2 separate regions of the Homo sapiens genome follow, and region 2 is linked to region 1. Evidence: chromatin loops called from intact Hi-C (ENCODE). Cell type or tissue: heart left ventricle. All regions are shown on one strand. Links, peaks and the distances in the headings refer to the core of each region. The heading gives the core; the rest is flanking DNA.

Evidence for each region. Peaks named below come from ENCODE experiments on the same cell type or tissue, not always from the same donor. Only the 100,000 strongest peaks of a DNase experiment are listed, where the experiment ranks them.
Region 2: it touches region 1 in a loop (2.1-fold over the local background); 4 of 110 quality-filtered maps call a loop at or near these places.

What each region holds. Positions count from the first base shown.
Region 1 is chr12:18,860,287-18,863,214 of GRCh38, forward strand. No RefSeq gene overlaps it. Among named protein-coding and RNA genes, the nearest start is that of CAPZA3, 120 kb to the left of the region's middle. In heart left ventricle, for the core only: a CTCF peak has its summit at 1,179 (motif pointing right); no DNase peak of the experiment used is centred there.
Region 2 is chr12:19,033,619-19,036,546 of GRCh38, forward strand. No RefSeq gene overlaps it. Among named protein-coding and RNA genes, the nearest start is that of PLEKHA5, 95 kb to the right of the region's middle. In heart left ventricle, for the core only: no CTCF peak of the experiment used is centred there; no DNase peak of the experiment used is centred there; H3K27ac peaks cover 528 bases.

The DNA.
Region 1 (2,928 bases), core at 134-2,633:
CCCCATTGTGCACCAAAACAAAACAAAACAAAAACAATTGGAGGCAGAAAAGCATGAAGCAAGCCGTTGATTTAGAGACTGAAATCTTACATACAAATTTAATAGCCTTGTTACTTTTTGGCCGATGACTTTGGGCAATCTGGAGTCTTATTTTCTTCCTAGAACATTGTAATGTCTACTTCTAGGATACTGTGTGACAGTAAAGCTGACATCTCTGAAATAAGCCTGTAGACTTTAAAAAGTTTTCAGAACAAGTTCGCCTCGGTGGTGTACACTTGCAGTCCCAGCTACTGAGGAGGATCACTTGAACCCAGGAGTTTGACACTACCCTGGGCAACATAGTAAGATAGTAAGACCTCCTATCTCTCTCTAAATAAATAAATAAATAAATAAATAAATAAATAAATAAATAAATACAAATAAATAAAATGTTTTAAAAACATACATGACTATTGCTGAAGATCCTAAAATAAGGCTACCTGCTTAAAAGCATAAATTAAAAGAAAATGTCAATCTCATTTATGAAAAATTAAAAAACAAACTTTAAGGCCTAGGTATAAGATCTGAGACTAACCATACTGCAGTATATACATGAAAAGGTACCATCTAGGGATTTTTTAGACTTAAATTTTAATCATAAAATACTTCAAACATTAAAAGTACAGAAAATGCTATAACAGTTACCTACTACATACCACTAACATTAAACAGATGTTAACATTTTCCATAATGTGTTTTAGCTTTCTCTCTTTTGAGGATACAAAATGTTACAGTTAAAATTAAAGCCCTTCCTCCCTTCTTTCCTTTTGTCTTCCTCTCTAAACAACCACTTTCCTGAAGTTTTTCTATATCTTTCCATATAAGTTTTGAGACATTTACCTCCACAAAGAAAATGTACTACTGTTTCATATATTTTTAAATTTTACATACATAATATGCATATAAATATTTGTATCTTTTTAACCTCCTTTCTTCCTGTTAAAAATGTGTTTTTGTGCTTTACCTGTGTTGATATCTGAAGGTCTACTTTCTTTACACAGCTCTGCAACATGATGTTGAAGAACTACTATGTATGCGTTTTCTTATAAACGTACAGGTTTCTCCCTAAAAGTGTAATTGCTGCGTTTATGGCAGATGACCATCTTCACATTTACAGCCCCACTGAAAATTCACAATCTCTCCAGTAGGTGTCATCAGAATTATTAAGTTTTACATATTAGATAAGTATCATATGGTATGTCTGAATGTTTTAATTTATATTTCCCAGAATACTAGCAATATTGAGAATCTTTTCAAATTTTTATTGGCATTCAGTTTTCTTCTTCTACTAATTACCTATCATTACCTTTACCTATTTTTCCATTGCATTGTTTTTCTTTTTATCATCAATTTGTAGAAGCTCTTTATATATTCTGGATACTAATCCTTTGATGGCTATAGTATTACAAGTTTCTTGTAGTTTTTATCTTCTTTTTTCATATTTTTCATGGTATCTTATAGAAGCTAGTATGTAGTCAAATTTGTTAATATTCTCCTTAATAGTTTGTGCCTTTGCATCATACATAAAAAACCCTTACCTGATGTAATTCACCTATTATTTTCCCTGTTTTCTTCTAAATTTGTATTATTTTACTTTTTAAGCCCTTAGTTTATCCAGAATTCAATATGTATAAATGTACAGATATAGAATTTTTCAATATCAATAACAAATTGTCACAATGTCATTTACTTAATAATCCATCCTGCTCCCACCAAAATTTTATTGCCACCCTCACTATATAAATAGATTGGGCTCTAAATTCCTTTTTCTTTTCCATTGGTTTGTCTATTTCTGTGTCAACCCTCAGTTTTTACTCATAGGATTTACAAAAGTTATAATACCTAGTCAGACAAATCTACCATTATTTTTATTCTTCAAGATTGTGTTGACTTTTCTCGGTCATTTATATTTCCATATATATGTGAGAATTTGTCTGTCAAATTCTATTCAAAAGAAATTGATGATATCTTTATTGAAAGTACACTAAATTTATAAATTAATTTGGATATGTTTCCATCATTATGAATTTGAGTTTTCCCAACCACAAATTACGATATCACAGTCATATTACATCTTTTCAATCAGTTAAGCCTTCTTTTAATGAAGTTTTAAAATTTTCTATGTAAAAGTCTCAGTAATGTTTTATAAGTGTTTTTCTACATATCATATAGTTTTGTCTCCTATTACAAATGATATGTAAAAATTTTATAGTACATTTTCTGAGGAAGACAGCATACCAAGTGATTAACAGAACAAGTTCAGGTATTGAAACCAAAAGACTCGAGTTCAAATCTTGCCTTTGCCATTTACAAGGTGTGTCACCTAAAGCAAGTTATTTTAATCTCTCAGTATCTCTAGGGGATAATTCACTCATCTGTCAAATCGAGGGTCATAAAAATACCTACTTCAGAAAATTCTGGTGGTGATTACATTAAAGAAGGAGAAAGAGAAAGAGAGACAGAGAAAGAGAGAGAGGACTCAGAACAGCTTGGCACATGGTAAATGACTAATAGATGTTCATTGGTCATATCAGTTAGGATAGGCTAGGGGATGCTACATTAACAAATAACCCTAAAATTTCAATGACTGAAAATGAAGTTTACTTCTTGTTTATGCTGTATGTCTATCATGTATTAGGTAGGGCACTATTCTCTTTTGTCCTCACCCCAGGACCCAAATTGTCTATAGAGCAACCAATATCTGGAAGATATGGCAGTCTTCCGGATAATGGTGCTCTATCAATTTGCCACGTGGAAGATGACTGCCATTCCTTGTTCCAAGAAACAAAGGAAAAGAGCAGCAAATCTTGTGCTGTCTCTTACAGCTTCTACCTGGAAGAGACAGGCATCACTTCTGTTTACACTTCATTGTTCACAGCAAGTCACATG
Region 2 (2,928 bases), core at 265-2,764, 170 kb after region 1:
TCTTGTGATAGTGAGTGAGTCTCACAAGATCTGATGGTTTTAAAAGTGGCAGTTTTTCTTCTGCTTGCACTTCACTTCTCTCACCTGCCACCATGTGAGACATGTCTGCTTTTGCTTCTCCCGTGATTGTAAGTTTCCTGAGGCCTCCCCAACCATGGGGAACTGTGAGTCAATTAAACCTCTTTTCTTTATAAATCACCCAGTCTTGGGTATTTCTTTATAGCAGTGCAAAAAATGGACTAATACAACATCTGAGACCACCTCAGCCTGGACTTCATTGTCCATATCACTATCAGAATTTTGGTCAAAACCATTCAACAAGTCTCTAGGAAGTTCCAAACTATCCTACATCTTCCTGTCATCTTCTGAGCCCTCCAAACTGTTCCAACCTCTGCTCATTACCCAGTTCCGAAGTCACTTCCACATTTTCAGATATCTTTATAGCAGTGCCCCACTTCTCTCAGTACCAATTTTCTGTATGAGTCCATTTTTACACTGCTATAAAGACCTACTTGAGACTGGGTAAATTATAAAGAAAAGAGGTTTAATTGACTCACACTTCCACATGGCTGAGGAGGCCTCCGGAAACTTACAATCATGGTGGAAGGCAAAGGGGAAGCAAGCACATCTTACATGGCAGCAGGGGGAAGGGGAAGCTGCCAAACACTTTAAACCATCAGATCTCATGAAAACTCACTTGCTATCATGAGAACAGCATGGGGAAAACCACCCCATGATCCAATCACCTCCCACCAGGTTCCTCCCTCAACACGTGGCGATTACAGTTCGAGATGAGATTTGGGTGGGGACACAAAGCCAAACTACATCATCTTCTAAAACATCTATTTCTTTTCAGAAAGGGTGTCTTTTTAAAATTGATACATAATAATTGTATTCAAATGTCTTCACTTCTGACAACAGACGAGTGGGATTTTCCAAGCAATTCTCCAACTCTCTGCAGACCCAACTGGTGTCCTACAATTTAGCTTCTGTCACAATCTACCTGGAGATCCACAGTTTTAAGGGCTCACTCCCACAAGACTGCCCCACACTACCACTTGATACTTCAGGTTATCACCTGTAATTTGACCAACTGGCTGTAAATCAGAGGTTCCCACGACCCCTTCCTCAGATTTGATTATTTGCTATGGCGGCTCACAGAACTCAGGAAAGCACTTTACTTACTGTTACCCATTTATTATAAAAAGGATCCAACTCAGGAAGCCAAATAGAAGAGATGCATAGGCTCAGGTATGTGGGAAGGGATGTGGAACTTCCATGCCCCCAATAGATGTGCCACCCTTTCAGCACTTTTATGTTGGAAGCTCCCCAGACCTTCTCCTTTTGAGGTTTAGGGGAGGATTCACTGGGCATCGTTAATTAAATCATTGGCCATTGCTTATTGAATCAATCTCCAGTTCTTCTCACCTCCCTTAGGTCAGGAGGTGGGGCTAAAAGTTTCAACCTTGTAATCACGTGGTTGGTTCACCCTGGCAACAAGCCCCCACTGGACACTTTCCAGGAGCCCCAGCCACCAATCATCTCATTAGCACACAAAAGACACCAACCACTTCTCAAATTCCAAGACTCATAGGAGCTGTGTGCCAGGAAACTACAAAGACCTAGTATATACTTCTTATTGTAAATCATAATATCACACTTAAAATCAGGGAGAAAAGAAAAACAGTATCTTAAGTGTGTAGGTATGTTTTGTGATAGGGAAGGACATGGTGGTGAGGAAAAAGTTATATTGAATCCATCCCTAGGAATTTTATTTCCTGAGAAAGCCTGATAAAATCAACTTGCATTCAGCAAATGCATAACTATAAGCCAGGCATTGTGTTAGGAAGACACTACTTTTATCAAGATGAATTAAAATATTTTCTGACATCAAGTAGGAAGACAGACAATACAATGTGCTAAGTGCTGTGATGGGGTTAAGTACAGAGCCAAAGTTGAGTGGTGGAGAGAGACCAGTTCTGATTGGGGAAGTCTGAAAAGACTTCCAGAAGGGATTTTAATCAAACTAAGTCCGAAATTGTCCAACAGAGTATGACCTTTCCAAGCAGCACTAACAGAATATGCCAAGTAGAAATGAATGAAAACACATGGAGTATGGGAGTACTGGAGAATTATGAGTGGGTGGATTATGTAACCCCTAGTGAGAGGTTATGTTGGAAGAATGAAGTGTGGTCAGATTATGAAGACTCATGGATGTTTGTCCAAAGAGACTGGCTTTTATGAGGCCAGCTATTTTTCATTCAATAGACTTTTAGGTTCCCAAAAGTGCCCTAATGGAAGCACAGGGTGGGTCAAAAGGTCAAGTTTCTGCACACCGCCCCCACCACTCCACCTCACTGCACTTCTTCTCTCTTATGTATCTCTTTTAGATTTTCAACTTGGAAGAAGAGCTTAGTTGTTATTTTTAAGTTTTAAAATCACTCATGTAAACAAGAGTCATAGAAATTTTTTAAGAAAATTAAATGACTGTACTTATATTTTAGAAAGCTAATTCTGGCTGCAAGGTGGGGAAAAGATTAGAGAAAGAAAACGTAAAAGGTAGAAAAAACATACAACTGTTAAAAATAGCCCATACAGGAAGGGCATGGTGGCTCATGCCTATAATCCCAGCGCTTTGGGAGGCAGAGGAGAGTGGATCACAAGGTCAGGAGTTCAAGACCAGCCTGGCCAATATGGTGAAACCCTATCTCTACTAAAAATACAAAAATGAGCTGGGCATGGTGGCACGCACCTGTAATCCTAGCTGCTTGGGAGGCTGAGGCAGGAGAATCACTTGAACCCGGGAGGTGGAGGTTGCAGCGAGCCAAGATTGTGCCCCTGCACTCCAGCCTGGGCAACAACGCGAAACTCTGTCTTAAAAAAAAAAATAGCCCAGACAAGGAATGACAAAGGGTCCAAATCAAGGTA